Linked DNA regions of Homo sapiens: region 1 is linked to region 2. A link is an interaction called in ENCODE POLR2A ChIA-PET data of the cell type or tissue named here. Cell type or tissue: endothelial cell of umbilical vein. All regions are shown on one strand. Each heading gives the region's core, and the rest is flanking DNA. Links, peaks and the distances in the headings are about the cores only.

What was found. ChIA-PET counts read pairs that join two places held together with the same protein. Peaks named below come from ENCODE experiments on the same cell type or tissue, not always from the same donor. Only the 100,000 strongest peaks of a DNase experiment are listed, where the experiment ranks them.
Region 1: POLR2A ChIA-PET joins it to region 2 with 5 read pairs; 1 of 35 experiments calls an interaction of 5 or more read pairs at or near these places.

What each region holds. Positions count from the first base shown.
Region 1 is chrX:134,828,328-134,844,794 of GRCh38, forward strand. PABIR3 (PABIR family member 3) reads left to right here. Exons shown (of 11, transcript NM_001388447.1): 4 at 899-955. Among named protein-coding and RNA genes, the nearest start is that of PABIR3, 29 kb to the left of the region's middle. RefSeq lists a silencer at 3,743-3,957. In endothelial cell of umbilical vein, for the core only: no CTCF peak of the experiment used is centred there; no DNase peak of the experiment used is centred there; H3K27ac peaks cover 969 bases.
Region 2 is chrX:134,421,612-134,438,078 of GRCh38, forward strand. PHF6 (PHD finger protein 6) reads left to right here. Exons shown (of 11, transcript NM_001015877.2): 10 at 3,590-3,719; 11 at 4,050-7,179. The coding sequence ends at 3,719. Among named protein-coding and RNA genes, the nearest start is that of HPRT1, 30 kb to the right of the region's middle. In endothelial cell of umbilical vein, for the core only: no CTCF peak of the experiment used is centred there; a DNase peak (open chromatin) is centred at 10,510; H3K27ac peaks cover 646 bases.

The DNA.
Region 1 (16,467 bases), core at 3,648-11,647, 400 kb after region 2:
TGATCTGCCTGCCTTGGCCTCCCAAAGTGCTGGGAATACAGGCATGAGCTACCGCGCCCGGCCTCATTCAATATTTTGAATGTACAACTCAATGTGCTCTTAAGATAGAATTTGAAACTAAGATATGGTAAACACATTATCTGGCATTTTAAGAAATAACCACGGTACAGAAAGAGTTTACAGATGAATTCTGAAGGTAATTTTCAAGCCTCATTTTCACACTTAGCTTTAAATCCCTCCATTCTTTCATTCCCCTCTTGTGTGGGTCCTCATAAGCTTTGAGAAAAGACTGAAAAGGAAAAAGTAGCCCCGAAAAAGAGAAAGGACCTAGACAAGAAGTATCTTAGCAACCAAGAGTAAAATGTGCTAAATGACTTGAAAGTGATTACCTTAGAGTCATTTCATATTATGAAAGTTTGGTTTCCCAGCTAGATTCCAGGATATTTGATGTAGTTATTCTGTTTATGATTTTTGGGCAGTATGCTTGGCAAGCTAGCTACTGATTCAATGACTGTTTCAGCTTTTTGTTCTGGGTAATACCTCTACCTAAGCTTTAATGATGGGCTAAAACTGGCAAGAAAAATGAGGCAATTTTAAGATCTAGTGCCTTAGGAAAGAAAAGGTAGAGACAAACAAAATCCTCTATTGATGTTCTGCTCTGTATTTATTATGATAACAGTTATTTTGTTCTGTTTTGGAAAGTGTTGATTTTTGATTAGTATAATTTTCAGTCAAGATCCAGTTGGATCTTTTTTTAACTTTGAACCTAACTGATACTGTTGCTGGCATGCATAAGACACTAAATAAATATTTTAGGTAATTCAACATTGACTTAATGTTGAGATGTAATTAATCACAAACATTAAAGCAAGCTTGACTTCTATATTTTAAATTTCAGTTGTTGCCACCTCCTCCCTTTCATGGTTCCATCAGCCGCCTTCATCAAATCAAACAGGTAAGAAGACTTTCCAAACTGACAGCTGTTCATTTAAAAAAGTAAATTTTATTTTTCTTTGTGAAAATACCTATGTTTCAGTAATTCTAAGTGAGGTCACGTGTAATATTAAGTTTTTATTTCTAGGAATGATTTCTTCAAAAAAAAAACAAAACTAAGAAGCACTTTTTTTGGCTTATTAGCTATTTTAATTAATTAATAATTTCTAGAAATACTGCATACTCTTATACCTTGAGTCTAGCTTCTTTCTTCCAGGGATCTGAAAGTGGAATGCTACACATAAAAATTAATTTTCAGCTTCATAATAACTGTAGTTATTATTTTTTTAACCCTCAGATGAGTTTTTTTGACAGATAAAATGGCCTTCATGCTATTGTTTTGTTCTTAGTGATCTGAGTTCAGGGACACATTGTACCTCACTGGTTTATATTTTGTGCCCATGTGCACGCATGCACGTCTCTGTGTTTGTGTGTTTGTGTTTGTGTATGTGGTTGGGAGGGTGTATGTGGGTGGGTGGGTGTGCACTCATGTGCACATGCATGCTTAATAGCACAAGCATAATACAGAATTCAACCTTTTAATTATCCAAGGATTAGCCACAGAACTCAAAAGATCAAATCACCACTACCCCACAGGTGGTATTTTTTTCTTTGACCCAGCTACAAGCAGACATTTTTTCCCCCAAGAGAGGCTTAACTTATTATTCACTTAGTACTAACAGGTACTTTACATTTGTGGTCTCATTTTATCTTACAACAACTTTATAAGGTCAGAAACTAAAAAGGGGAGAAATTTAGCAATTTACCCAATCTCCAGAGTTGGTGAATGTCAGAGCCAAGATTTGGCCCCAGATTACTGGATTATTTTCCAGCTCCCCTTTCCCTGTTTCAGTGCACAAAGCCCATAATACCATCTTGTAATCCTAGTTATTAGTCCTCCAACTCTTGCTTCTTTTCCCTCTCTCCCTTTCACCCCTGTGGCATGGCTTCCCTAAGGTCAGCTTATCCACTAGCAAGAAAGTATGGTAAAAATGGTTTTTTTCCTTTTTTTTTTTTTTTTTTTTTTTTTGAGACAGAGTTTCGCTCTGTTGCCCAGACTGGAGTGCAGTGGCTCCATCTTGGTTCACTGCAACCTCCACCTCCCAGGTTCAAGCGATTCTCCTGCCTAAGCCTCCCAAGTAGCTGGGATTACAGACGCCTGCCACCACGCCCGGCTAATTTTTGTATTTTTAGTAGAGACGGGGTTTCATCATGTTGTCCAGGCTGGTCTTGAACTCCTGACCTCAGGTGATCTGCCTACCTCGGCCTCCCAAATTGCAGGGATTACAGGCGTGAGCCACCGTGCCAGGCTGTTTTTTTTACTTTTTAGTGGGTAAAACTTGCTTTTACTCCTGTCTTTGTATGTAGCTATTTTAGAAATTCTTAAGGAATGAAACAAGTTCAAAGGAGTAAAGTGACCTCGTGTTTATCTGTGCAATATGTTTCTTTGCTTCTCCTAAATTAAACCAAATATTTGAAAATGGGTTATGTGTTGCTATTTGCTGGTGAAGCTTGATATAAATCCTAATTTACACTGGTTAGGAATATAAGTTTAATGCAGTTTATTTCCATAGTAACATAATATGTATTATAAATATTTAAAAATGAAATATAAGTAGAAAATGAATGAGATGGGAAAAGAGAAAAACATTAATTTTCAATCTGGATACTGATTGAATGGAAAATTAAGACTTATTTTCAGCAGTTTAATGGTCTGATAGATATCTTAAGTTGCATATTTCTTTTTTTTTTTTCTTTGTTTTTGAGATGGAGTCTCACTCTGTCACCCAGGCGGGAGTGCAGTGGTGCTGTCTCAGCTCACTACAACCTCCACCTCCTGGGTTCAAGGGATTCTCCTGCCTCAGCCTCCCAAGTAGCTGAGATCACAGGTGCGTGCCACCACACCCGGCTAATTTTTTTGTATTTTTAGTAGAGATAGGGTTTCACCATGTTGGTCAGGCTGGTTTCGAACTCCTGACCTCAAGTGATCTGCTCACCTCAGCCTCCCAAAGTGCTGGGATTACAGGGGTGAGCCACTGTGCCTGGCATAAGTTGCATATTTCTTTACATGCATTCTTTGACTGACTTCTTTGTCCCTATTAAACTTAACCTTTTAAGTGCAAAACAGAAATGTCTGGTTCTCTCCCCATTACCTTCTGAACTTTCACTTTAACAACATTAATAAGGGCATTGATTTTTCAAAATGGGGGGAATAATATTGGCTATCTCATAGAATCGTTTTGAGGATGAAAAGAATTACAACTGACCCTTCAACAACCTGGGTTTTTAAAAAGTAATTAATTTAATTTTTACAGGTGCCATGGGGTACATGAGATACTTTGATATAGGTATGCAACATGTAATAATCACATCAGGGTAAATGGAGTATCCATCCCTTCAAGCATTTATCCTTTGTGTTACAAACAATTCAATTATCCTTTTAGTTATTTTTAAATGTATAATTAAATTATTATTGACTATAGTCACCCTGTTGTGCTAGCAAATACTGAGTCTTATTTGTTCTTTCTAACTATATTTTTGTACCCATTAACCATCCCACTTCCTCGCCACCCCTCATTTACCCTTCCCAGCCTCTGGTAACCATCCTTCTAATCTCTATCTCCATGAGTTCAAGTGTTTTAATTTTTACCTCCCACAAATAAGCAAGAACATGAGGCTGGGCGCAGTGGCTCACGCCTGTATTCCCGGCACTTTGGGAGGCTGAGGTGGGCAGATCACTTGAGGTCAGGAGTTCGAGACCAGTCTGGCCAACATGGTGAAACCCCGTCTCTACCAAAAATACAAAAATTAGCCGTGCGTGGTGGGTGCCTGTAATCTCAGCTACTCAGGAGGCTGAGGCTAAAGAATCACTTGAACCTGGGAGGCGGAGGTTGCAGTGAGCCGAGATCGCGCCACTGCACTCCAGCCTGGGTGACAGAGAGAGACTCCGTCTCAAAAAAAAGAAAAAAGAAGATAAGTTAGAACATGCGATGTTTGTCTTTCTGTGCCTGGCTTATTTCACTTAACATAATGACCTCCAGTTTCATCCATGTTGCTACAAACGACTGGATCCCTTTTTTTTTTTTTTTTTTTTTTTTTTTGAGACAGTCTTGCTCTATCACCCAGGCTGGAGTACAGTGGCGCCATCTCAGCTCACTGCAACCTCTGCCTCCCAGGTTCAAGTGATTTTCCTGCCTCAGCCTGCTGAGTAGCTAGGTTTATAGGCCCACGCCACCACGACAGGCTAATTTTTGTATTTTTTGTAGAGACAGGGTTTCGCCATGTTGCCCAGGCTGGTCTCGAACTCCTGACCTCAGGTGATCCTGCCTGCCTCAGCCTCCCAAAATTCTGGGATTACAGGCGTGAGCCACCGTGCCCAGCCTGGATCTCATTCTTTTTATGGCTGAATAGTACTCCACTGTTTATATGTATCACATTTTCTTTATCCATTCATCTGTTGATGAACACTTAGGCTGCTTCCAAATCTTAGGTATTGTAAACAGTGCTGCAATAAACATGGGAATGTAGATATCTCTTCTATATGCTGATTTCCTTTTTGGTGGGTGATATACCTTGGAGTGAGATTGCTGGATCATATGGTAACTCTATTTTTCATTTTTTGAGGAACCTCCAAACTTGAACAACATGGATTTGAATGGCGTGTGATGTGAAACCCTCCTATACGTATGGGTGACTTTTTGTATCCTCGGGTTCCAGAAGGCCCACTGTGGACTTGAGGATGTGTGGATTTTGGTATTGCAGTGGGGGGGTGCTGGAACCAATTCCCCACATATACCAAGGGATGACTGTAAGTAATTATGCATAATGCCAAGAGTACTGCATTAAAAAAAATCTTTTTAAATGGAAAATTTAAAACATGGAATATAGAATCTTCATGTACCTAACACCCAGCTTTAACAATTATCCACATTTTGTACATCCTTTTTCATCGATCTGCTTCTCTTTTAGGGGTGGGAGAGAGTGCTTTAAATTTCTGACATATCTTTTTACCCAAGTTTATGGGTATGAGAAGGACTTTTTTTCTCCATAATCACAATGCCATCATTATGCATAACAAATTACCTTATTCCTTAATGTCATCTAAATCCATGTTATATTTTTCCTAATTCTTAAAAATGCATTTTTTAACTGATCCAAACACAATCCAAATATGACATTTAGTTGATATATATCTCTTAGATCTCTTTTATTTAAAACAGCATTTTTATTTTATTTTATTTATGTTCCAGGATACATGGGCAGAATGTGCAGGTTTGTCACATAGGTATACGTGTTCCATGGTGGTTTGCTGCACCTATTGATCTGTCATCTAGGTTCCCTCCCCTCACCACCCACCCCGCAACAGGCCCTGATGTGTGTTGTTCCCCTCCCTGTGTCCATGTGTTCTCATTGTTCAACTCCCACTTAGGAGTGAGGACATGCATTGTTTGGTTTTCCGTTCCTGTGTTAGTTTGCTGAGGATGATGGCTTCCAGCTTCATTCATGTCCCTGCAAAGGACATGATCTCATTCCTTTTTATGACTGCATAGTATTCCATGGTGTATATGTACCAGATTTTCTTTATCCTGTCTATCATTGATGGGCATTCAGGTTGGTTCCATGTCTTTGCTATTGTAAATAGTACTGCAGTAAACATGCGTGTGCATGTGTCTTTATGGTAAAATGAATTATATTCCTTTGGGTATATACTCAGTAATGGGATTTCTGGGTCAAATGATATTTCTGGTTCTAGATCCTTGAGGAATCGCCACACCGTCTTCCACAGTGGTTGAACTAATTTACATTCCCACCAACAATGTAAAAGCGTTCCTATTTCTCCACAGCCTTGCCAGCATCTATTGTTTCTTGAGTTTTTAGTCATCGCCATTCTGACTGGCATGAGATGGTATGTCACTGTGGTTTTGATTTGCATTTCTCTAATGATCAGTGATGTTGAGCTTTTTTTCGTATGTTTGTTGGCCACATAAATGTCTTCTTTTGAGAAGTGTCTGTTCATATCTTTTGCCCACTTTTTGATGGGGTTGTTTGTTTTTTCTTGTTTCAGTTCCTTGTAGATTCTGGATATTAGACCTTTGTCAGATGGGTAGATTGCAAAACTTATCTCCTATGCTGTAGGTTGCCTGTTCACGCTGATGATAATTTCTTTTGCTGTGCAGAAGTTCTTTAGTTTAATTAGATCCTATTTGTCAATTTTTGCTTTTGTTAGAATTGCTTTTGGCATTTTCATCATGAAGTCTTTGCCCATGCCTATGTCCTGAATGGTATTGCCTAGGTTTTCTTCTAGGGTTTTTATGGTTTTGGGTTTTACATTTAAATCTTTAATCCATCTTGAGTTAATTTTTGTATAAAGTATAAGGAAGGGGTCCAGTTTCAGTTTTCTGCATATGGCTAGCCAGTTTTCCCAGCACCATTTATTGAATAGGAAATCCTTTCCCCATTGCTTATTTTTGTCAGGTTTGTTGAAGAGCAGATGGTTGTATATGTGTGGTGTTATTTCTGAGGTCTCTGTTCTGTTCCATTGGTCTATATCTCTGTTTTGGTACCAGCACCATGCTGTAAAACAGCATTTTCTGCCTGTTTTTTGTTCCATGCCTCTTATTTATTGAAGAAACCAGGGAGTCCATTTGTCCTGTAAAATGTCCCACATTCTGATTTTGCTTCCATGTGGTGTTACTATGTTGTTTTATCCTCTATTTCCTGTTAAATAGTTTTTTTAATTTTTATTTATTTATTTATTTAGACGGAGTCTTACTCTGTCGCCCAGGCTGGAGTGCAGTGGCACGATCTCGGCTCACTGCAACGTCTGCCTCCCTGGTTCAAGCGATTCTGTAACCTCAGCCTCCCGAGTAGCTGGGATTACAGGCGCCCACCACCCCACCCAGCTAAATTTTTTTTTTTTTAAGTAGAGAGGGGGTTTCATCATGTTGGCCATGGTAGAGAGGGGGTTTCACCATGTTGGTCTCAAACTCCTGACCTCAGGTGATCCGCCCATCTTGGCCTCTCGAAGTGCTGGGATTACAGGCATGAGCTACCGCGCCTGGCCTCCTGTAAAATAGTATGATGAAATTTGCTTTTAATTTTAAATGAACACACAGCTCCAAGTCAATGTTAGGTTCTGGGCCAATATTTGGTTTATGTTACACCTTTCCTATTAAGCAGGTAATGGACAATTTCTTCTCAACTGTTGTTGTTAGCTGTTTTCTAAGTATTAAAGAGACTGAGACATCAAGCTAGAAGTTAATTTTCTAAACACAGTTATTATTCCTACATAGGAATTATTTTGTGTAATTTTCCTTTCTAATAAAAATTTTATTTTATTTATTTATTTTTCAGACAGGTTCTTGCTGTGTTGCCCAGGCTGGAGTGTAGTGGCATGATCATAGCTCACTGCAGCCTCAACCTTCTGGGCTAAAGTGATCCTCTTGCCTCAGCCTCCCAACTAGCTAGGACTACAGGTGCACACCACTATGCCTGGATAATTTTTTTATTTTATTTAATTAATTTATTTATTTCTGAGACGGAGTCTCGCTCTGTTGCCTAGGCTGGAGTGCAGTGGCATGATCTCGGCTCACTGCAACCTTCGCCTCCCGAGTTCAAGCAATTCTCCTGTCTCAGCCTCCCGAGTAGCTGGGACTACAGGCACCCACCACCACACCTGGCTAACTTTTGTATTTTTAGTAGAGACGGGGTTTCACCATATTGGTCCGACTGGTCTAGAACTCCTGACCTCAGGTGATCCACCCGCCTCGGCATCCCAAAGTGCTGGGATTACAGGCATGAGCCACTACGCCTGGCCATTTTTTTAAATTTTTGGAGAGATGACGTCTCCCTGTGATGCCCAGGCTGGTCCTGAAATCCTGGCCTCAAGTGGTACTCCTGCCTCAGGCTCCCAAAGTACTGGCATTACAGGCATGAGCCACCACGTGTGGCCCCTAATAAAAATTGAGCTTGTATTCCAAAAGATCCGAATGCATTCAGTCTGTAGTTCCCTGTTTCCCAAAGCTCTAAACATAAATTAGTGCCATGCAGAAACAGTTTGTATATTTGCTCAGGCTGCCATTGCAAAGTATCACAAACTGGGCGGCTTAAACAACAGAAATATATTGTTTCACATTTCTTAGGGCTAGAAGTCTGAGATAAAGGTGTCAGTAGGGTTGATTCCTTCTGAGAACTGTGAGGGAGGATCTGCTCCAGGCCTCTGCCCTTGGCTTGTTGATGGCTATCTTCATGTTCACATAGTGTTCTCCGTGTACATGTGTTTGTTTCTAAGTTTCTCCTTTTCATGAAGGACAGCGGTCATATTGGATTAGGGCCCACCCTAATGACCTCATCCTAATCTGCTTGCTTCTGAATATATTCTGTCTCTAAATAAGGTCACATCCTGAGGCACTGGGGATTAGGACTTCAACACAGGAATTTGAGGGGACACAATTCAACCCATAACAGTCTGCTCACAGTTTTTTGTTATATAGCTTTATATTTAATTCCTGATTTGTTAAACAGGATATGAGTCATTGGCACCCAGTAACAACTTAACTTTCTCTGTAGTGTCTTAAGTAAAAATCAATAAGAAGAAATTGAGCTGGGCGTGGTGGTTCGTGCCTGTAATTCCAGTGACTTGAGAGGCCAAAGCAGGAGGATCACTTGAGGCCAGGAGTTCAAGACCAGCCTGGGCAACATAAGAAGACTCCGTCTTTAAAAAAATTTTTTTTTTAATTTGCTGGCCGGGCACGGTGGCTCACGCCTGTAATCCCAGCACTTTGGAAGGCCGAGGCGGGTGGATCACCTGAGGTCAGGAGTTCGAGACCAGCCTGACCAACGTGAAGAAACCCCATCTCTACTAAAAATATAAAAATTAGCCAGACCTGGTGAGGCATGCCTGTAATCCCAGCTACTCGGGAGGCTGAGGCAGGAGAATCGCTTGAACCCGGGAACCAGAGGTTGCAGTGAGCTGAGATTGTACCACTGCACTCACTCCAGCTGGTGTGACAAAGTAAGACTCCTTCTCCAAAAAAAAAAAATTTAAATTTGATTTTAGTTTACAGATTGTTTCATTCTTTCAACAAGCCTTTATTGGGTACTGTGCAGGCACTCAGTAACTAAAATCTTTCAGATGTAGTCTCCTCGGAGAGCAAAAGTTGGTAACTTACAGTTCCCATTTTTACCATGTATCCTGAAAAATGGAAAGCTAACTTTAACATCCAAGTATAACAATTCTCCTTAAACTAGGTTTCTAGTATACTGTACTCTGCTTCTTACAGTTATAATGCATGGCTGTTGACCTTTTATACTTATTTTAATAATCTTATTTTATTATAAACCATCTCAAATCCATTTTGGAAATAGGCAAGACATAAATGAAAAAGAGTCAACACTCTTCTCCTAACAACCTTCAATAGCTGATTTTAGCTAATGCTCCAACTTTCAGTGGGAGGAATATTAAGCAGAATTCTATCTCAGTTTCACAAAACTACCTGCTCTGTACTTGTTGACCGAATGAACTACAAAATACTTTGAGTTTCACACTAGAGGAGACTATCTATATAATATTAAATTGAAGAACTATACTAACAATTACATTTTGCTGAATTTACTGTTATTCCATTGCTTTTAAAAGACTAATTATCTTCTTAAATTACCTTTTCCAATTCCCTCATTTTCTGTACCTCATTGTGTGGTATCAAAATAGTCACAGTTTTAAGACTCAAAGCTCTCGATTTGATACCTCATTGTATGGTATCAAAATAGTCACAGGTTTAAGACTCAAAGCTCTTGATTTTTCTTCAGTTCTTCCTTATTTTTCTACTGTATCCAATTAGGCTTCTAATCCTACTAATTCTTCCTTGACAATATCCTCTTTGTTGTCACTGCTGCTTCCTTCTTCTGTCCCATGGGTCTAGATTACTGAAATAATATCCCAGTAGATTTTCTGTTTCTCCCAGTTTATCCAACTTCCACAATGAAGACCAAGATAAATGTTTTTTTTTTTTGGAACAGAGTCTCGCTCTGTCGCCCAGGCTGGAGTGCAGTGGCGCAATCTCGGCTCACTGCAACCTCTGCCTTCTGGGTTCACGCCATTCTCCTGCCTCAGCCTCCCGTGTAGCTGGGACTACAGGCACCTGCCACCACGCCCAGCTAATTTTAGTAGAGACGGGGTTTCACCGTGTTAGCCAGGATGGTCTCGATCTCCTGACCTCGTGATCCAACCACCTCGGCCTCCCAAAGTGCTGGGATTACAGGCACAAGCCACTGTGCCTGGCCAAATTTTTTTTTTTTAAAAAACATCATTTTCCTCCCTCTCCCTCTCCCCCTCCCCCTCCCCCCTCCCCCCCTCCCCCCTCCCCCTCCCTCTCCCCACGGTCTCCCTCTCCCTCTCTTTCCACAGTCTCCCTCTGATGCCGAGCGGAAGCTGGACTGTACTGCTGCCATCTCGGCTCACTGCAACCTCCCTGCCTGATTCTCCTGCCTCAGCCTGCCGAGTGCCTGCGATTGCAGGCGCGCGCAGCCACACCTGACTGGTTTTCGTATTTTTTTGGTGGAGACGGGGTTTCGCTGTGTTGGCCGGGCTGGTCTCCAGCTCCTAACCGCAAGTGATCTGCCAGCCTCGGCCTCCCGAGGTGCCGGGATTGCAGACGGAGTCTGGTTCACTCAGTGCTCAATGGTGCCCAGGCTGGAGTGCAGTGGCGTGATCTCGGCTCGCTACAACCTCCACCTCCCAGCCGCCTGCCTTGGCCTCCCAAAGTGCCGAGATTGCAGCCTCTGCCCGGCCGCCACCCCGTCTGGGAAGTGAGGAGCATCTCTGCCTGGCCGCCCATCGTCTGGGAGGTGAGGAGCCCCTCTGCCTGGCTGCCCAGTCTGGAAAGTGAGGAGCGTCTCTGCCCGGCCGCCATCCCATCTAGGAAGTGAGGAGCGCCTCTTCCCGGCCGCCATCCCATCTAGGAAGTGAGGAGCGTCTCTGCCCCGCTGCCCCGTCTGGGATGTGAGGAGCGCCTCTGCCCGGCCGCGACCCCGTCTGGGAGGTGAGGAGCATCTCTGCCCGGCCGCCCCGTCTGAGAAGTGAGGAGACCCTCCGCCTGGCAACCGCCCCGTCTGAGAAGTGAGGAGCCCCTCCGCCCAGCAGCCGCCCCGTCTGAGAAGTGAGGAGCCCCTCCGCCCGGCAGCCACACCGTCTGGGAAGTGAGGAGCGTCTCTGCCCGGCAGCCACCCCGTCCGGGAGGGAGGTGGGGGTCAGCCCCCGCCAGGCCAGCCGCCCCATCCGGGAGGTGAGGGGTGCCTCTGCCCAGCCGCCCCTACTGGGAAGTGAGGAGCCCCTCTGCCCGGCCATCCGCCCCATCCAGGAGGGAGGTGGGGGGGTCAGTCCCCCGCCCGGCCAGCCGCCCCGTCCGGGAGGGAGGTGGGGGGGTCAGCCCCCCGCCCGGCCAGCCGCCTCGTCCGGGAGGTGAGGGGCGCCTCTGCCCGGCCGCCCCTACTGGGAAGTGAGGAGCCCCTCTGCCCGGCCAGCCGCCCCGTCTGGGAGGTGTACCCAACAGCTCATTGAGAACGGGCCATGATGACAATGGCGGTTTTGTGGAATAGAAAGGGGGGAAAGGTGGGGAAAAGATTGAGAAATCGGATGGTTGCCGTGTCTGTGTAGAAAGAAGTAGACATGGGAGACTTTTCATTTTGTTCTGTACTAAGAATTCTTCTGCCTTGGGATCCTGTAGATCTGTGACCTTACCCCCAACCCTGTGCTCTCTGAAACATGTGCTGTGTCCACTCAGGGTTAAATGGATTAAGGGCGGTGCAAGATGTGCTTTGTTAAACAGATGCTTGAAGGCAGCGTGCTCGTTAAGAGTCATCACCACTCCCTATTCTCAAGTACCCAGGGACACAAACACTGCGGAAGGCCGCAGGGTCCTCTGCCTAGGAAAACCAGAGACCTTTGTTCACTTGTTTATCTGCTGACCTTCCCTCCACTATTGTCCTGAGACCCTGCCAAATCCCCCTCTGCGAGAAACACGCAAGAATGATCAATAAAAAAAAAAACAAAAAACAAAAACAAAACAAAAAAAACATCATTTTCACTTTCTTCCCCCCATACAAAATGTCACAATGGCTTCCCATTACCTATTGAATAATAATAAAAATAGCTAATATGTGTTAAGCACTGAACTGTTTGCCAGGCAGTGTGATGAGAACTGTACAGCCACCTCATCATCCTCATTCTTATCGTCATCTTCATATGGATGAAGAAACTGACGCTCAGGTGACGTCACCTGCCTAAGTTTGCACAGGTAGTAGGTTATAGAGCTGGGATTTGACTCAGTTCTGTTTGTCTCCAAAGCCGGGGTCCTGACAATGACGTGATTCTGCCCAAATTCTTTAAATTCAAACTGTTTGATTATTTAAGAACCTGTAAAACTGGCCCTGTCTTACCTCTCCTGTTTTCTCTCTCATTACTTTGTAGCACAAACTCAGTTTCAGCCAAGGTAGTCTCACTATCTCCAAATCTGTTGTATTTTTTTCCCTCTCCTAAACTTTTGTTCATATGGGTTCTTCTGCTTGGAATACCCTTCCCTCTACTCACTGCTTGTTCATATTTTATACATCTTTGAAGGACTAGGTCAAATATTTATTTATGTATTTATTTATTTATTGAGACAGGGTCTCATATTGTTGCCAGGCTGGAGTGCAGTGGCACAATTGTGGCTCACTGCAGCTTCAATCTCCCAGGCTCAAAAGATCCTCCCACTTCAGCCTCCTGAGTAGCTAGGTCTACTGACATGTGTACCACATGTGCCCGGCTAATTTTTTTTTTTCTTTTAGTAGAGATGAGGTCTTGTTGTTACCCAGGCTGATCTCGAACTCGTGAGCTCAAGGATTCCTCCTGCCTTGGCTTCCCAAAGTGCTGGGATTACAGGCATAAGCCACTGTGCGTGGCCAAATTTTAATTCTTTCGCACAACTCACACCACTCTTCTATTATGGACTACCCCAAACATGTATTATTTATACTATAGACGAAAATCTTTAAACTCTTTTGATCACACATCACATCAGGAGAAAATGTTTGAGTACATGCCTCCAACATAGGTACACTGCATTTACTTATACATTTTGGACATATACCACTGTGCTATTATGTGAATCATAGAATATATATAAAGTAGAAATATAAAAAAGGATGAGATAAGGATGAAACGATGTTTTTAGAAAATTTAAAAATTTGGCTGGGTGCAGTGGCTCACGCCTGTAATCCCAGCACTTTGGGAAGCAGAGGTGGGTAGATCATCTGAGGTCAAGAGTTTGAGACCAGCTGGCCAACATGGTGAAACCCCATCTCTACTAAAAATGCAAAAATTAACTGGGTGTGGTGGCATGCACCTGTAATTCCAGCTACTCGGGAGTCTGAGGCAGGAGAATCGCTTGAACCTGGGAGGCAGAGGTTGTACTGAGCCGAGATCGTGTCACTGCTCTCCAGCCTGGGCAACAGAGTGAGATTCTGTCACCAAAAAAAAATAAAAATAAAAATAAATAAAAAAATAAAATCCCAGTTACTTAGGAAGCTGAGACATGAGAATCACTTAAACCTGGGAGGCAGAGGTTTCAGTGAGCTGAGATTGCACCACTGCACTCCAGCCTGTGTGACAGAGTGAGATCCTGTCTCAAAAAATATATAAAAGCAACAACAAAAAAACTATCCTAATGGGGGTAAAGTGGCATCTCATTGTGGTTTTGGTTTGCATTTCCATAATGACAAATGATGTTGAGCATCTTTTCATGTGCTTTTTGGTCATTTGTATGTATTCTTTGGAGAAACATTCAGTCTCTTTACTCATATTTTAATTGGGTTGGTTTTTGTTGTCACTGTGTGGTAGGAGTTCTGTATATATTTTGGATATTCATTCCTTTTCAGATATATGATTTGCAGATATCTTCTCCAATTATCCAGTTGTCTTTTCACTCTCTTGATAGTGTCATTTGATGCACAAAAGTTTTTTTAATTTCTCTGGGCGCGGTGGCTCACACCTGTAATCCTAGCACTTTGGGAGGCCGAGGTGGGTGGATCACGAGGTCAGGAGATCGAGACCATCCTGTCTAACATGGTGAAACCCCGTCTCTACTAAAAATACAAAAAATTAGCTGGGCGTGGTGGTGGGCACCTGTAGTCCCAGCTACTCAGGAGGCTGAATCGGGAGAATGGTGTGAACCTGGGAGGTGGAGCTTGCAGTGAGCCGAGATCGCGCCACTGCATTCCAGCCTAGGCAACAGAGCGAGACTCCGTCTCAAAAAAAAGTCCGGGCACAGTGGCTCACGCCTGTAATCCCAGCACTTTGGGAGGCTGAGGCAGGTGGATCACCTGAGGTCAGGAGTTTGAAACCAGCCTGGCCAACACGGTGAAACCCCATCTCTGCTAAACATACAAAAATTAGCTGGGTGTGGTGGCGGGTGCCTGTAATCCCAGCTGCTCAGGAGGCTGAGGCAGGAGAATTGCTTGAATCCGGGAGGCAGAGGTTGCAGTGAGCTGAGATTGCGCCATTGCACTCCAGCCTGGGCAACAGGAGCAAAACTCCGTCTCAAAAAAAAAAAAGCATTAATTTGGCCGGGCGCCATGGCTCACACCTGTAATCCCAGCACTTTGGGAGGCCAAGACGGGCGGATCACAAGGTCAGGAGTTCAAGACCAGCCTGACCAACACGTGAAGCCCCATCTCTACTAAAAATACAAAAATTAGCCGGGCCTGGTGGCATGCGCCTGTAATCCAAGCTACTCAGGAGGCTGAGACAGGAGAATCGCTTGAACCCAGGAGGCAGAGGTTGCAGGAGCCGAGATCACACCATTGCACTCTAGCCTGGCCAACAGAGTGACACGCCATCTCAGAAAAAAAAAAAAGTTTTTTAATTTTGATGAAGACCAGTTTATCTGTTTTTTTTCTCTTGTTGCCTGTGCCTTTGGTATCATATCCAAGAAATCATTGTGAAATCCAGTGTCATGAAGATTTAACCTTATGTTATCTTCTAAGAGATTTAGAGTTTTATCTTTTAAGTTAAAGTCTTTAATTCATTTCGAGTGAATTTCTGCATAGGGTAAAAAAAAAAAAGGGGGTTCAACTTCATTCTTTTGCATGTAGAGCTCCAGTTTTCTAAACATCATTTGTTGAAAAGATTGTCCTTTCCCCATTGAATGGTCCTGGCATCACTGTTGAAAACCATTTGATCATGTATTATGTAAAGGCTTATTTCTTTTTTTTTTTTTTTTTTTTTTTGAGACGGAGTCTCGCTCTGTCGCCCAGGCTAAAGTGCAGTGGCGTGATCTCGGCTCACTGCAAGCTCCGCCTCCCGGGTTCACGCAATTCTCCTGCCTCAGCCTCCCGAGTAGCTGGGACTACATGCCCCTGCCACCACGCCCAACTAATTTTTTGTACTTTTAGTAGAGACGGGGTTTCACCATGTTAGCCAGGATGGTCTCAATCTCCTGACCTCGTGATCCGCCCACCTCGGCCGCCCAAAGTGCTGGGATTACAGGCGTGAGCCACCGCGCCCGGCTTGAAGGCTTATTTCTGTGCGCTCTATTCTGTTCCATTGCTATATGCATGTTCTTTTTTTTTTTTTTTTTTTTTTGAGACAGAGTGTTGCTCTCTGTCATTCAGGCTGGAGTACAGTAGTGCAATTTCAGCTCACTGCAACCTTTGCCTCCAGGATTCAAGCAATTCTTGTGCCTCAGCCTCCTGAGTAGCTGGGATTACAGGTGTATGCTACCACACTTGGCTACATTTTGTATTTTTGGTAGAGAAGAGGTTTCACCATGTTGGCCAGACTGGTCTCGAACTCCCAACCTCAGGTGATTCGCCTGCCTCGGCCTCACAAAGTGCTGGTATGCATCTGTTCTTATGCCAGAACTACACTGTTTTGACTATGTAGTTTTGTAGGAAGTTTTGAAATCAGAAAGTATGAATCCTCCAGCTTTGTGCATCTTTTCAAAGACTGCTTTGGCTATTTGGGGTCCTTTAATATTCCATATGAATTTTCAGATGGGTTTTTCTGTTTCTGTAAAAAATGTGATTGGGACTTTGGTAAGGGGCGCATTGCATCTGTTGATCACTTTGGGTGGAATTGTCATCTAAACATTGTCCCAATCCATGAACATGAATGTCTTTCTGTAGGTGGGTTATTAAAAAAAAAAAACTACCTATGTGAAAATGATACTTGTATATTAATAAAAAGTCAAATAATATAGCAATGTACAAAGGAAGAAAGAACACATTACTCCAGATCTCACTACTCATTGATAACCACTGTTAAGTTTCTGGTGAACATCTTTCTGAGCACCTCTCTTACAATTTTACATAAATAGGATCCATTTGTCTCCCATTTAATATGTAATAGTTGTTTTCTGATGTCAATGACTAGATTTAAATTATGTTTGTCTCATCATTTACTTAAGCAAACTTACCCTGATAGACATTTAATTTGTT
Region 2 (16,467 bases), core at 5,692-13,691:
ATTTTGGAAGAAAAATGGAAATATAGATGAGAAAAAATACTTAATGTCAACTTTAACTCTGCCATGCAGAGGTAATAATTTTAAATCTTTTGGAATGTTTTCTCTTAGACGTTTATGTGATTATGTGTGTGTATTTATAAAAACAAGATTTTCTGCTGCTCTGCCTATGGGGTAGCCATTCTTTTATTCGTTTGCTTTCTTTAAAAAAAAAAAAAAGATTTTCTTATCTATGCTGTTTTATAATCTCTTTTCCACTTACTAGATCAGAGACATTTTTGTGTGACATTAAACAATTTTACATCTTGTTTTTTGTTTGTTTGTTTGTTTGTTTGTTTTTGAGACAGTCTCACTCTGTTGCCTAGGCTGGAGTGCAATGGTGCGATCACAACCCATTGCAGCCTCAACCTCCCAGGCTCATGTGATCCTCTCACCTCAGCCTCCCAAGTAGCTGGGACCTCAGGGGCACCCCATTATACCCGGCTAATTTTTTTTGTGCAGACGAGATTTCACCATGTTGCCCAGTCTGGTCTCAAATTCCTGGGCTCAAGCGATCCACCCGCCCCAGCCTCCCAAAATGCTGGGATTACAGCATGAGCCATTGTGCCCAGCCTACATCCATTTTAATGATTGCATAATATTCCATCATATAGGTATATCAGTTTATTCTATTGGTTCCTTTTTCAGACATCTAGGTTGTTTTTGCTTTTTAGCTATTAGACAACCATATTTCAGTGACAAAACAAAAATATATGTACTTGGATCCATAATGATTTGAATTGCTCTTTTTCTTTTCTCCCATTGAGATGTGTTTCTGCAATCCATTTGTAATGTGGATTCCAGATAGACACAACTGAGTTCAAATGAGAGCCCATAGGTGGGTAGTTTGGGGAGAGAAGAAGGGACAAATAAGAGGAAATGCAGGGAGGAATATTTCTGAATGAAGTGGCTTCCCTGTCTCCTAACTATGGCTTTTCTTCCTTACCAGCCCTTTCTGGGTCCTGACTGTATTCCTATTCGAAAGACTAGGGAGGGATAGATAATAATTTTTATTTATATTTATCCTGTTTTATTGTCTTTATTGTATTTTTAACTATTTCAATATGGATTTTTTTAAAATGTCAGCCTCCCACCATAAAAAATGGAGTTCTGTGACAGCAGGGACCTTGTTTGACCAGTTGACACCTGTAACCTTAGCACCTAGACTAGTGAAGGCCATATAAGGGCCTATGGGAAATATTCTGCAAGTAAAAAATAATCCCATAAAATAATTAAAAGTTGCTCCAACAACAAAGCACTTGTCCTGTTAGAGGGAACTTCCTATTAAAAAGACGATTTTCAAATGTAAGCAAAAACAGAATAGTATAACAAGTCCTCATATCAGCAGTTAGCAAGTTATTGCCACACTTGCTTTATCTATTGTTTATTTTCCTGAAGTATATTGTTTATTTTCCTGAAGTATATATATTAAAGCAAAATCCCAGATGTCTTGTCATTATATAATTATTATTCCATTATCACACTTTGTAAAATTAACAATTATTTCTTAGCATCATCTTATACCCAATCCATTTTCACATTTGCCCAGTTGTATAAAAAAAATCTCATTTTAGACTTAATTTGTTGAAATCTGGATACATGCAAGGTCCATCCATTGCATTTGATATGTCTCTTAAGTCTAAATACGGACATACTTGTCCCCTTACTTATTGAAGAGCCTCGATAAATTGTCCTAAGTCCCACATTCTAGATTTGTCTCTTTGCCATTTCATGATGCCATTTAACTTGTGTCTCTATCCCTCTCTCCCATTTCTTGTAAACTAGAGGTTGGTTCAGAAGTTTAATTAGATTCAGGTTATATTTTATGGGAAGATTCTTCGTAGGTGCCATTGTGTAGGAATCTCACTCTTGATATTTAAACTCATGATTTAAAAATTTAAAAAGAGGTAGTTCCCAATGTGTAGTATTTGAAGTGTACAGATTCTCCCTAGCTTTTTGAAAGTTATTGAAAATGTTTTAAGACTAAAAAGAGAAATAATGAACAAAACTAGATTAAAGTCAGTTGTTATTGTTGTCCACTGTGTCCTGAACCCCACCCCTGCCTTTTATTCTACTCAAATATTAGACCTAGTTTAGATAATCTATTTGTAACATGTGAATTCCTAGATGATTTTTTTCATCTATTGCTGACCACAAGAGGGCATCCAGTGAACATGTTCTAAGCATTCTTCCATTGTCGTCTTATGTATAATAGACATAAAACTGAGGAATCGCCTTACACTCATAGGTGGGAATTGAACAATGAGAACACTTGGACACAGGGTGGGGAACATCACATACCAGGGCCGGTCGTGGGATGGGGGGACGGGGGAGGGATAGCATTAGGAGATATACCTGATATAAATGATGAGTTAACGGGTGCAGCACACCAACATGGCACATGTATACATATGTAACAAACCTGCACGTTGTGCACATGTACCCTAGAACTTAAAAGTATAATAAAAAAAAAAGAAAAAAAAAACTGAGCTCAAATCAGCCTGCCCTTGTTTGATTGTCCAAATCACCTATATTACGATTTTTATTTAAAACCTAATGAATTTTAAATATACAATCTGTATACCCAAATAAAAGGTTAGAACCAAGCATGATATCAAATTAGCACTCCAGAGATAACTTTCCAGATTTAAAGGGGAAAACCTACCTTTACAATGGAGATAGCTGGTCATCACCACTACTTTAACCAAATGATCAAACATAGTGTCACCCAGTAGCAGGACATTTTGAAATTAGATGCCTCCTGAAATATGCAGGATTACCTACAGAGTGTCTTGACTGAAAAAGAAAAGCTGAACCTGAAGCTAACCAAGCCTTTAGACCTTATTCCCAGTGTATAGGAAATACAGGGCGAGAGAGAACCAAATAAAACAGTACCACAATTAGACAAGTCCAGAATTTGCTACAGTTGACAGACTGTCTGGTCTAATCTCATCCTAAAAAGTCAGTGTTGTGTAAAAACAAGAAGTTGGAAGGACCAGTCTAGATTAAAAGAGACATAGCCAAATGCAGTGCCGGAAAACTGTTGGATGGCTCATGTAGGTATTCCAGTGAAGGCTAGGATGCTAATAATGAAAAACCATTTGAAGAGTTTGAGTAAAATTGTTTCATCAAATGTGAGCAGAAGGCAGCAGTATAGATAGAATATATATTTCCTGAAATGTGATTTTAAATTAAATATATGAAACAAATTTATAGAATTTGATTATTTCATCAATATACCTGAAGGTTGGTATTTTTAAGTTGGCCAAAACTTTGCTTTTAATCTCATTGGGCAAAATGAGGAATTGCCTTATGATAACTGTCATCCTAAACCAGAGATTTTGTTTCAGATGAACTTTTATTATCTCAATAATAGTGTGTTTTCCTATCTGTTAGATAAAAATGGGTCTGTAACTAATTGGGGAGTATTTTTTAAAGTGTGGATGAGGAAACCCATGTTTTAAATGGGCACTAGCCTCATCCACTAATGTTGGCAGGAATGTTCATCAGCAGTGACAAAGCATTTTGAGATTTTTGTCTTTCATCATTGTAGACTATACTGTAAAAATCATAGTGGAAATGATGAGAGAGATGAAGAAGATGAGGAACGAGAGAGTAAAAGCCGAGGAAAAGTAGAAATTGATCAGCAACAACTAACTCAGCAGCAACTTAATGGAAACTAGGTATGAAAGTTAATTATATGGGATCTGTTGTCAGGATACAATACACACTGATATATACATGTTGAAGTAATGGTATGCAGTAAGATTTTTTTTAATCCTATTATGTTTAGTTAAGAGCATGTTACTAAAATGCTGAGGATTTTGTAGGCTTGCATAGTAGTTGTTTTTTAACTAGCTGATTTTGTAACCATAAAAACAAGCTATCTGCTTTATCAATAAGTGTAGTTGTAATGTCAAATCAATAAGATATTCACACTCCTCAATAACATTATATTGATTGTGTTCCCCTCAAGCATCATATTTTACATTTTTTTATCATCTTTTAAACAGGTTCATGGGACAGAGTTAGAAAACTGGGAATGAATAAGACATCCATAACTACTATTCTTTTTTCACTGTTTTCTAAAATCAAAAAGGGTTTGTAACTTTTTACTGCCCAACTCTTAGATCCTTCATTGAACTGCCTAAAAATGTCTTGTTTGTTTTATGAGCCCTCACTAGAAGGCTGAGTTTGACATGTTGATATTACGTAGCTATAGTTTGCAGTTTCTGGGAAGCAATTGAAACACTATTAACCCTGTGTATAGTGTCAACAGTTAAAGCAGACGAAACGAAGTAAGCTATATTTCTGGACTGAACAAAGCTCTGCTGTTTAGAGCATTTAAGTTTGTTTAGTGGATCCATACTCAAAGGAAAGCATAAGCAAATTTTCCTTTACAATGCAAACATGCCACTGGTGGCAGCACATGGTAATTTGTGGATTTTTTTTTCATACTCAAGTAATGGAGGCTAGAAATGAAGAGAACCTTCTTTTTCTCTTGACTTTGACAGCACATGCTAAAAATCTCTTCCAAGAAGTATGCTAAAGCTTTTCATTTGGTTCCTGTTAAAGTTGTTCTCACTGACCAGCATGGACTCAGGCAACTGGTAATGATAAGCTATGAGCTCCAGTGCTTTTGCCAAAATTCTCTTGACAGCACACCTCCTCTCTTTCCATGTTATACAAAGGACTTCTGGCAAAATGATTGAGTCCTTCAAGTTTAAACTAACATTTGGCAACAGCAAATTAAACGTTTTTAAGATGTAAAGAAAGGGTTACCGCTTGCTAAGGACTTCAGACACCATGTCCGAAACCTGTTCCTCTCAAGTGCCCTGTTGTGTGGAACACTTCACATATTGGCGCACAGTACGTAAGGAGGTCTCATGTGCTGTAGGAGTAAAAAAGTCTTTGCATAAAACAGTATTTATTTTTACTTTTGTGACCACTATTTTAGAAACTTTATTTAATATTTTAATGTTTTCAGTCATTGCTTTGGTTATCTATAAAATAGGCTTTTGTGCCCTACTTTTCTTCTTGTAGGGCTTGGTGGTGTTTTATCGATTGTCAGAATTGTTTTTGAAAGCCTAAGAACCCAGCTTTTTAGAAAGGATTTTCACACTGGCATTTCTAGGTAGTGATATTTTCTTCCACTTACCTGCTGAAGCACATTTATGCATTTCTTTATGGCAAAACCAAATAACTTTAGTTGTGGTCTGCCTGATACTACCATAGCACCTCAGTACCAAGGGGAGGGATTTTGACTAGTTGAATTATTAAGCCACCACAATAAAGCAGATTTTTAAATAAGAAATAATAATGTTAACTTGACTGTACATTGAGATATTCTGCAGCTGATAGAGCAGCATTTTAAAAATGTAACAGGTGGAAAATTACACTGTGCTTAATGACTGATTTTTTTTTAAACTGCGAGTCCCTTAAGATCACGTTTGTCAAGTGTGTATTCACACATTTACTTAAATCAAGGGACTCAATGCTTGCTTTTATTTTAACCATCTTTTACTATTTTTAGAAGGAAACTAGCTTTAGTAGTGGGTTGCCCTGTATGTTTTCTCTTTTTGCTCTTAATATGCCATTGGGTTTTTGTGTGTATGTGATTTTCAAAATTCATGACTTGAAGTGCAAGGACAGATCTAGATGTTTGTTTACCAAGCTATGTGACTTCTCCCAAAGGATCTGTACTTTCTTTCCTTACAACAGCTTGAAAATCATTATTTTAAAATCCTTAAATCACTGTGTCTAGATCATTTTTTACATTGTGTGCCATAGACTTACCCATGGGACAACAGAGCTCCTTCATTTTTGGACAACTACTGTAATCATTTTTTTTTTAGGAAAAATGGAAGGTGCCGGGGGTAATCATGGCCAGTCAATAATTATATAAAGGAGTTCAAATACTATAGCTGTCAGTTGATGAATTTGTTATGTAGTAAAATGTATGACTTTGTATGGGTTTCTTCAGCCCTTTTTCTGCCACTAGCAACCAGAATAGCACTTTACCTTTTGGTTGGCTAGATAAGTGGCTGACTACCTGTTTTTCTCACTGTGGTGTGATTGGCTAAACAATCTCGCATTAAAAATTCAAATGTAAATTGAATTCACATGAAAAATCATGTTTGGTTGTAAACCTCCAATGTTTTGATTCTCTAATCATGTTTTCGTCACATGCTGAGTAAAAGTGCCTTACAATGTAAAAATTGTACAGTACTTATGTTCCCAAGTAGCATCATCATCTTCTGGGTAGTAATTACATTGTGGTATTAATATTTAGAAAAATGGACCTCAGCAGTGTATTTACTGTACATCTCTTAAGTCCTTAACTGTAGTTTTAATAAGCATGACATTATTTGATAAGTATATAACATTTACATCATTTCAAAAAATACTGCCGTTACTGTCTTTTATGCATATTTTAGCCTGAAATTTTGAAGCGTCTTTTTTCTTTCTTTTTTCTTTTTTTGTTTTGTTTTTTGTTATTGATATTAAACAGTGTAATCTTTGCAAGCGTATATTGAAGATTATTCTGGAGCATTTATTGCCTTACCAGAAATGTTAGTAGGAAATGTTCTTTAGAGTAGAAAGATAGACTTGAGTTTCTATACTTTTAAGAAGAGCTCTTTGTTCCTGGGGGAGGGGGGCAGGGGGTGAATTTTACTTTCATCTCAAGTTATTAAAAACCCACAACTGAAGTAAATTTTATTTCAAGAATCAGCAGTTTTAGAATTTCAGATAGTACTTGCTCAGAAGTACATGCTACTCAAGATATTAAGAGATAACAAGATCTGTAGATCTGCTATTGAATCAGAATCTGTGTACTTGAACAAATGTGTGAATCTCAAATATCTCAAAGCAAAAGAAAAAGTGTTCTAGAGTGTTGTTGCTTTTTTAAAAAAAGCGCTGAAGTTAGACCAAGGTATACAGTTTTGTTCTAACAGACATTTAGGTTAATTGTAAAGATAAGGAATGCATTATGGGTCAAAAATCAAACATTCCTCTCATGTTATGTATATTTTGTTCCTGTTATATTGGCTTTATTTTCAAAATTGTAGTTTGTAGTATTAGTTTCCTTTTATTGGTATTCTTGCATATACTATTCATTCAATAAATGACTTATGACTTTCATATTTGTTTGTCTTTTTTGTGAAAGTGTATACTGAAGCTTATTTGATAACAGCAATAGTATTGTGTTCCTTTTAGTCTTGCTTTATTTCAGAGTAAAATGCCTTAATAACTTTTCATTAAACAAGTATGGGAGGAAAAAAAGTGTGAATTTGAATTCAGTTCAAAGTTTCACAATATAAAAGTTTTATCATGGAGAGAAACTGCAATCTTGTAAGTACAATCGAACTGCATTACATCTTGGTTTTTTTATTACATGGTTCAGATGCCCATCGTTTAAATCAGATCCTCTGAAACCTAGTTAGAAGGTTATTTTGAAAATAAACCAAAACTCCTAGTACTATTTATCAGATTGGCAATATGGGTGCAGGATTAATATCCTTGTCATAAAGGGATTTTACCTTATATCTTTAAATGTACTCCCATTACCATGGACAGTGTGCTTCTAGTACAGTGCTCATATATTGAGGTTTGTCACATCCAGGGCAGAAATCAAGTTGTAATTAGTAGGATATGCTCATTCCATACACACAATTCCTAACCTGCAGAGTGGGGTAAAAAATCAAGTAACATGTTCTAATTAACTCCGGAACATAGGATAGTGTACTTCACTGCAAATGTTACCTAGTAGTGCCTGGCACATATGTGCCTGTGTGTGTTTAAAATCCATTATTAAGTCTCATTTTAATTGCCACCAATTTTTAAAGTCTCATTTTAATTGCCATAAAAATATGGAGATGGGGAGTTATGTGCTATTCTTTAGCTAATTGAAACTATTTAAGCTGGTTTTTGTTTTTGTTTTTTTTTCCAGCTGCAGTCACCAGCAATTGCTAAGGTTACTCCAAAGGATGGACCTGGTAGAATTTCTTAGGAAAATTCTATGGCCAGCAGATGGCTAGTTTATCTTTTTAAGAGAAAAACCCAATCCCTTTTACATTTACATATTAGACTAAGTCCTCAGTTGTGTAGGCAAAATGGTACTTTATACATCAACCAATGTTACATAATACTGCCTTGTTCAGATAGTGAGGTAACTGAATATTAATGATGTAAAGCAAAAATGTATTTGTGATTTTTATTCAGAAGATGAAAACTATAAAATAACCAATTACTGTACAAGTTAATGGTGGCATTTGGAAAGTGTTACACGATAGCAGACATGCTCTACATACGGTCAGTGTACTGAAGTCAGTCAACCAGACCTGCATCCTCGTCAAAAGACAGCAGATCCGTAAACATCCAAATTATACCTTTGCCTATACCTCTCAGTGGCTGTAAGTGGGTTTTTATGCTGGTTGTGGGGCAGTGGTGAGGAGATAGGGAAAATAAAATGTAGCTGGGCAAAGAGCTAGCTAGCTCTACTGTGTGAACGATAATATTCCAATGAAAACAAGAGTACTGTTTGAGAGGGTAGCCTTTTAAATGGAACCTGAGAAACTAGATATTGAAGACAGTATTAGGAATTGGGAGACAGAAACTATGCTTTTATATGAGACTGGATTTAGAGTTGTTGTTGAGTTTCTATAAAGTAATTGGTACAGAAGGGTAAGTTGTTTCTGAGTGTTTTAAAAATCAGACCTGTTTACAGATTTTGTATTAAAGTAATATATGGTCATAAAAAGGAATGAATTACTGATACATATGCCAGTGTGTATGAGCCTTGAAAACATTATGCTAAGAAGCCAGGCACAGAGGTCACATATTGTATGATTCCATTTATACGAATTGTTCAGAGAGGCAAATCCATAGAGATGGAATACAGATTAATGGCTCCCAGGGACTGCAAACATGGGGGAATGAGAAATGACTTTTATTGGTTATACTGTTTCTTTTTGGGGGTGGTGAAATGTCTGGAATTAGGTACTGGTTGATGGTTGCACGACTTTGTGAATATACTAAAAATCATAAATTATACCCTTTAAAAGAGTGGATTTATTTATTTATTTATTTATTTATTTTTGAGATGGAGTTTCGCTCTTGTTGCCCAGGCTGGAGTGCAATGGCCCGATCTCTCCGCTCACCACAACCTCTGCCTCCCGGGTTCAAGCGATTCTCCTACCTCAGCCTCCCAGGTAGCTGGGATTACAGGCAGCTGGGATTACGTGCCCGGCGAATTTTCTATTTTTTTTAGTAGAGACGGGGGTTTCTCCATGTTGGTCAGGCTGGTCTCGAACTCCCGACCTCAGGTGATCCACCTGCCTCGGCCTCCCAAAGTGCTGGGATTACAGTCGTGAGCCACCACATCCGGCAAGAGTGGATTTTATATTAATTTTATCTCAATTTTTAAAGTGCTATGTAGCCATTTTACAAAATTAAAATACAAAGGTATATAAAGCAAAATGTGAAAACCCCCCCTTCTGTACAAGTCTACTCCCTAGAAGTATTTGATACATATTCTTCTAAATGCTTCTGTACATATATAACATAAACACTTTTTTTACATAAACAGAATCATGCATAACATAAATAGAATCATGCATAAAAAATAGAATATTTTTACCATAAATAGAATCATACATACAGTTCTGCACCTCGTCTTTTTTACTTGAACAACATTACAAGGTGTCAGTACCTCTAGATTTCTCAATTTTTTTTTTTAAATAGCTCCATGGTATTTCAGTATATGGATGAACTGAAATTGTTCTCTCCAGCCTTACATATATCCTTTATGCAAGTAATTTCTTAGGATAAACTTCCAGAAGTAGAACTGCTAAGTCAAGGGTATGTACATTTAAAGTTTTGATAAAAATTGCCAGCCGTCCATTTTTGGCTCACATCTGTAATCCCAGCACTTTGGGAGGCTGAGGCAGGAGGATTGCCCAGGAGTTCAAGACCAGCCTGGGCAACATAGTGAGAACCCCATCTCTACAAAAAAAAAAAAAAAAAAAACCAGAAAAAATAGCCACACGTGGTGGCATGCGCTTGTAGTCCCAGCTGTTCAGGAGGCTGAGGTGGGAGGATCGCTTAAGCCTGGGAAGTCACAGTTGCAGTGAGCCGTGTTGGCTCCACGGCATTCCAGCCTGGGCAACAGAGCAAGACTCTACCTCAAAAAAAAAAAAAAAATTACCCATCCATTCCAGGGATTAAGCTTGCCCACTTCTCCATTCCAGAAGAGTGCTTTTAAGTGTGGTGCCTTTAAGAAAAAACACACACACTCCAGAAAATTCTATGGGGTTTGATTGTATTGTAAAACCCATATAGACTGTATCTGAAAGTGACATATGAATCATCATTGAGAAATGGGGCACTACATTTCATTTGTGAAAAGGCTAAATTGAAAGGTTTATTTCGTATGTATTAACAGCAGTAGCTGGTGAATCACTTCCCTTCCTGCTTTCTGAAAAGTAATAGATTGCTCATCACTGTCTGTTGTTTCCAGATGGACCTGCCCGGTGTCCAGAGTCATATGTAGCTCAGTTCAGGACACCTGAAGGGGCTGTGTACTGTTTTGTTGAAGAACTCCTATGACCTTTATCTGTCATATGATGGTTCTTATTCCCAAAATTATGACTGTGCCTAACAAATGGTCAGTTACATGAAACAAGATGAAGTCATCTGAAGTTTTCACTTCAAGTAGTTGTTTTGTCCTTTTATGAATAAAATCTAAGCCTAATCAGAAAAATTGTCAAGATACTTTCAGCTCATTTGCCAAAAATGAGCTATTATTTTTGTCATTTAGCAATTTCAAGCAACAGTCACCTGCATGTCTGAAAATAAATTGGTAAAAATAACATGGGTACTGAATTATGCTGGTCAGTCAGCATGGAAGTTTTAAAATAAAGAATAAATTGAATGTAGTGAAGGATGAATTAATGCTACATGAAAATTAGTTTTAAAATTCTCAAAATCACATTTGTCGCTAATTAGTATTTATAACATTAGCCAAGCAACAATTTTATTGAAAAAGGTTTGTAACTTAGAACTGTAGCAATCATGGAGACTGCTGTTATTTTTATTTCAGAGGCTAGCCAGACAATTTAACACAAAGGCTTATTTTCAAACGTTCCTGATCCTTAAGCCCAATAGGCTTATGCTCTATATTTAGTATTGATTTAGTATTACCAGGAAGCAATAATTATTTGGACCCTGTTCTCATATGTTCCTGGTTAGAGAGCAAGCACAAAAGATAAGCAGTTTCTGAAAGTTCCAGATCAAAGAGCTGGTATTTTGGCATTATCCTTAAATACAACATTCTTTCTGGACGTCCCTTAGAAGAATTGTTATTAAGCGCTTCAACCTATTCCATGTGCCCAAACAGCTTAGGGCAGCTAGCCAGTGTGCTGGGGATGCAGGGGGGGAAAAAAGCATTAAAGAAAACGTATGTTGCTTAGCAAAGAGGCAGGGTAGGAGAGAAAAACTTTAGGCAGCTTTTACTGTGGTCTTTGGAGCATTTAATAACTGGGGACACACCATTGCATGGAACTTGGAAATGCACCCTACAGTTTATAGGCCACTTCCTAGAAAGATTGATGCAAAACTTCAGTCACAACTTTATTCTTTTTTTCCTTTGATGCCTTCCGGGAAACTCTCTTTCCTTAGTTCCCGTATCTGTACCACCCCTTCAAGACCACTCCTTTTCTGACTCTTCTCCCTACCCCTAACATAAGTGTCACCTGGTTCTGGTCTTTGCCATCTTGGATTATTCTTCCCTATCACCACGATCTGCTTACAGGTGCCACCTGTGTGTTCCACATGATCATCTTCCACTCACTGCAGCTTCAGGCTAAGTCTCAACACTTCTTCTGGACATGTCTACCCAATCTGGTGGCTACCCAAATGTGAGTCCCAAACTAAGTTGTCCTGAGCTGAATTTTATCTATTTGTTAATGACACCATCAGTCAGTAGGGTTACAATTGGTCTACTTGGATTTCCACATCCACTTGCTAAGTTCCACAAAATCTACCACTCTGCCTTTTGGATCCATCCTCTCCATTCTTATTGCTGATAAGCTAGTGTGGTTTCTACTTTTTTTTTTTTTTTTTTTTTTGAGACGGCGTCTCACTCTTGTTGCCGAGGCTGCAGTGCAATGGTGCCATCTCAGCTCACTGCAACCTCCACCTCCCAGGTTCAAACCATTCTCCTCCCTCAGCCTCCCGAGTAGCTGAGATTACAGGCGTGCACCACCACGCCCAGCTAATTTTGTATTTTTAGTCGAGGCAGGATTTCACCATGTTGGCCAGGCTGGTCTCAAACTCCTGACCTCAGGTGATCCACCCGCCTCGGCCTCCCAAAGTGCTGGGATTACAGACGTGAGCCACCGCACCCAGCCGTCCATTAATTACTTCTTGATACTACTGACCTCACCTTTCCACTTCTCTCATTTTACCTCCCCATGCCTAGAATTCACCCCACTCTTATATCTGGGGAAGATGACCTGCTAAAGAAAACCACAACAATGCAGACTGATGCCACCGCAGACATTTGGCATTTGGTCTCAGGTTCTCCACATCAGTCTTCTGTCCTTTTTACCTACTTGTCTTTCCCATTATAGTACCTAGAAACTATTACAAACATAAGCGTGCAGACTCTAGATTTTGGTGGCCCGGATTCAAATTCCATGGAAGCTTGCTTAATTTATTAAGCCTCTCTCCACTTCCATGATCTCATCTTTAAAATGCAGATAGAGGCAAGGCACGGTGGCTCACACATGTAATCGTAGTAATAACTGATTTGGGCAAGAGTCATCAATGGGTGCTAAAAGTAGTGGGTGAAGGCTCGATGAGGAATAGGATACTTACCCCCAAACTAAGCCACAAGTTGTTAATTACAAAGTGGAAAGTAGTAATTTTACAATGGCAAGACACCACTGTAAATGGATAATGAAAGAACATCAACAATAATGGGAAAAAAATGATGCTATTTACCTCCTGCTATGCTGCTCTGAGAACAAATATAATTTCTGTGGTAGTCCTCCAAAAATGCATAACCTGAGTCTGTTCGTGGGGAAGCATCAGACAAACCCAAATTGAGGGACATTCTACAAAACAACTGGCCTATATGCGTCAAAAATGCCAATGTCATGAAAGGCAAAGTCTGGGGAACTCTTCCTGATTCAGGAGACAATTTAATGTGTGATCCTGGACTGTGAAAAAAGTAACTATAAAGGATGGTATTGAAACAGTTGTCAAGATTGGAGTACAGTAGTAACATCAAGGCTAAATTTTCTGATTGTTCTCTGGTGTGTAAAAGAATGTCTTTGTTAGAAAATACACACTGAAATACTCACAGGTCAAGGAGAACAATAGCTCCAATTTACAAACGGTTCTGAAAATATATATATACAGACACATACCGGTAGAGAGACAGAGCGAGAAGGCAAATGATAAAGCAAGTGGGACAAGATTTTTTAAAACTGGTGAATCTGAGCAAAGGGTATTCAGGAATTCTTTGTACTATTGTTGCAACATTTCTGTAAGTTTGACCTTACATCAAAATTTAAAGTTTAAAAAGGAAATAAGGCATAAACAATATTAAAAATAAAACAGAACATTACTATAGATGTAGTAGAGATTTTAAAGATCATGAGGAAAACACTAGAAATAAGAGTGTATCTTTTAGATATACATACTGAAATACTTATTGTAAAGTGGTGGGATAGCTGAGATTTCCTTAAATAATTCAGGGGGCCAGGTGCGGTGGCTCACGCCTGTAATCCCAGCACTTTGGGAGGCTGAGGTGGGCGGATCACTTGAGGTCAGGAGTTTGAGACTAGCCAGGGCAACGTGGTGAAACCCTGTCTCTACTAAAAATACAAAAATTAGCCAGACGTGGTGGTGAGTGCCTGTTATCCCAGCTACTCGGGAGGCAGAGGCAGGAGAATTGCTTGAACCAGGGAGGCGGATGCTGCAACACTGCAACCTGGGCGACAGAGCTCAAAATAATAAATAAATAACTCTAAATAAATAAAATGCAGATAGAAATCATATTTCACTCATAGACTTGTGAGGATTAACGGAGTGAGCATAGACCCAAGACTCTCCCATCCCCCAATACACTGGCCCTTGTACCTGTGTTCCCAAGTCTAGCTTTTCTCCTCTTCTCATATAATTCCCATTTCTCTCCTCATATAATTTTCTTGAAAGTCAAGTTACCACTTGATATCTCCATTTCTCTATTTTTATTATTTGTTCATCAACCCACTGCACTCACTTCTGTCTCCCCACCTTCACTTCTCTCAACTACACAAAAACTGCCCCAGCAAAGTTTACCAATGACTGTTGCGAAAACCAGTAGGTGTTTTTCCAGTTCTTTTTTTTTTTTTTTGAGACAGGGTTTTGCTTTGTCACCCAGGCTGGAGTGCAGTGTACAATCACAGCTCACTGCAGTCTTAACTTCCTGGGCTCAAGCAATCCTCCTGATTCAGCCTCCCAAGTAGCTAGGACTACAGGCATGTATCACCACGCCTAGCCCTTTTTTTTTTCGAGACAGAGTCTCGCTCTTGTCGTCCAGGCTGGAGTGTAATGGTGTGATCTTGGCTCACTGCAACCTCTACGTCCTGGGTTCAAGTGATTCTCCTGCCTCAGCCTCCTGAGTAGCTGGGATTACAGGCGCGTGCCACCACACCTGGCTAATTTTTGTATTTTTAGTAGAGGCGAGGTTTCACCATATTGGCCAGGCTAGTCTTGAACCCCTGACCTTGTGATCCTCCCACCTCAGCCTCCCAAAGTGCTGAGATTACAGGCGTGAGCCACCGCGCCCAGCCTGCTTTTTTTTTTTTTTTTTTTAATTTTTGTAGAGATGAGGTTCTGGTATGTTGCCCAGACTGGTCTCAAACTCTTGAGCTCAAGCAATCCTCTCACCTCAGCCTCCCAAAGTGCTGGGTTTACAGGCATGAGCTACTGCGCCCAGCCAGTTATCTTACATCTTGACTCTACTTGATGTCGCTGACAATCCAAGTGCTGTCGTTTGGTCCTCTGCTAATCTGCTCTTGCAGGTGACCCAAGAATAGAAGTAACACATTTAATAATAAAACCAACGTTGCAAAGTTCACTGGCTGGGACCCTCCCTGAACTATCTACCCACCTGCTTCCCTGCTCGCAGAGATTTAATAGGAATCTACATAAATTCTGCTATTTCCTTGGCAAAGGTAAAATGTCTAGATGAAGGGTGGGGTGAACTATACAGGGAGGTGAAAGGGTAGAAGAGAATTGAGAAAAGTGGGAGGTTGGGGCCAGTAATATCCAGGGGTAATGGAGGTGATTAACCAATTTGCTTATGAAAAATGCCACATGGCAGAGACAACTCAAAGCTCGAGGTGCATTGGGAAACCAAAATGCATTTGTGTACATATGTAGACATATGTAATTCTTGTCTAGTCAAGAAAAGAACAGTTGAAACACATACCTTCTTATGAAACTGTGAAAATCACCAGATGAAAGGTTGTGAGACCAAAATATGGAGAATTTTAGTCAAGATTCCAAGCCCCATATCCAGATGGAGTCAGGCAGCAGACAGCTGAAAAATGGTGCTGCCATTCTTCTCCAGGAGCCCTTTCTGCCACATCCCTCAATGACATCTGCCTTCTACTGCAACATTTCTAGGTACAGAGAGTTCAGCCCATTTCACAATTCTTCAATTCTGCTGTTCAAAAAATCGCCTCCTTATGCCTGTCATCCCAGCACTTTGGGAGGCTGAGGCAGGAGGATCATTTGAGCCCAGGAATTTGAGACCAACATGGGCAACATAGTGAGGCCTCATCTCTACAAAAAATTAAAAAATTAGCCTGGGCAACATGGCAAAACCATGTCTCTACAAGAAATACAAAAATTAGCAAGGCATGGTGGCATGCACCTGCGGCCCCAGCTACTCGGGAGGCTGAGGTGGGAGGATTGTTTAAGCCCAGGAGTGAGGCTGCAGTAAGCTGAGACCATGCCACTGCATTCCAGCCTGGAAAACAAAGTGAGACCCTATCTCAAAAAAAGAAAAAATTAGTCGAGAATGGCAGCACGTGCCTGTAGTCTCATCTACTGGGGAGGCTGAGGCGGGACAATCGCTTAAGCCCAGGAGGTCAAGGCTGCAATAAGCCATGATCACGCCACTGCACTCCAGCCTGGACAACAGAGCAAGACCCTGTCTCAAAAAAAAAAATCAACTTCTTGTAACTTCCACCTGTTGATTCTCCTAGCCCTGCCTTTCAGGAGGCTACACAGGAGCAATGTGAGGTGGAGAAAAATAAGGGTTTTATAGTCTGAAAGACCTGGGTTTGAAAACTAGATTGGCCACTCATAACTGATAACTCTAAGCAAGGTACCATTCCCCTTCTCTCAGCCTCAGCCACCACCCCGTCTGTC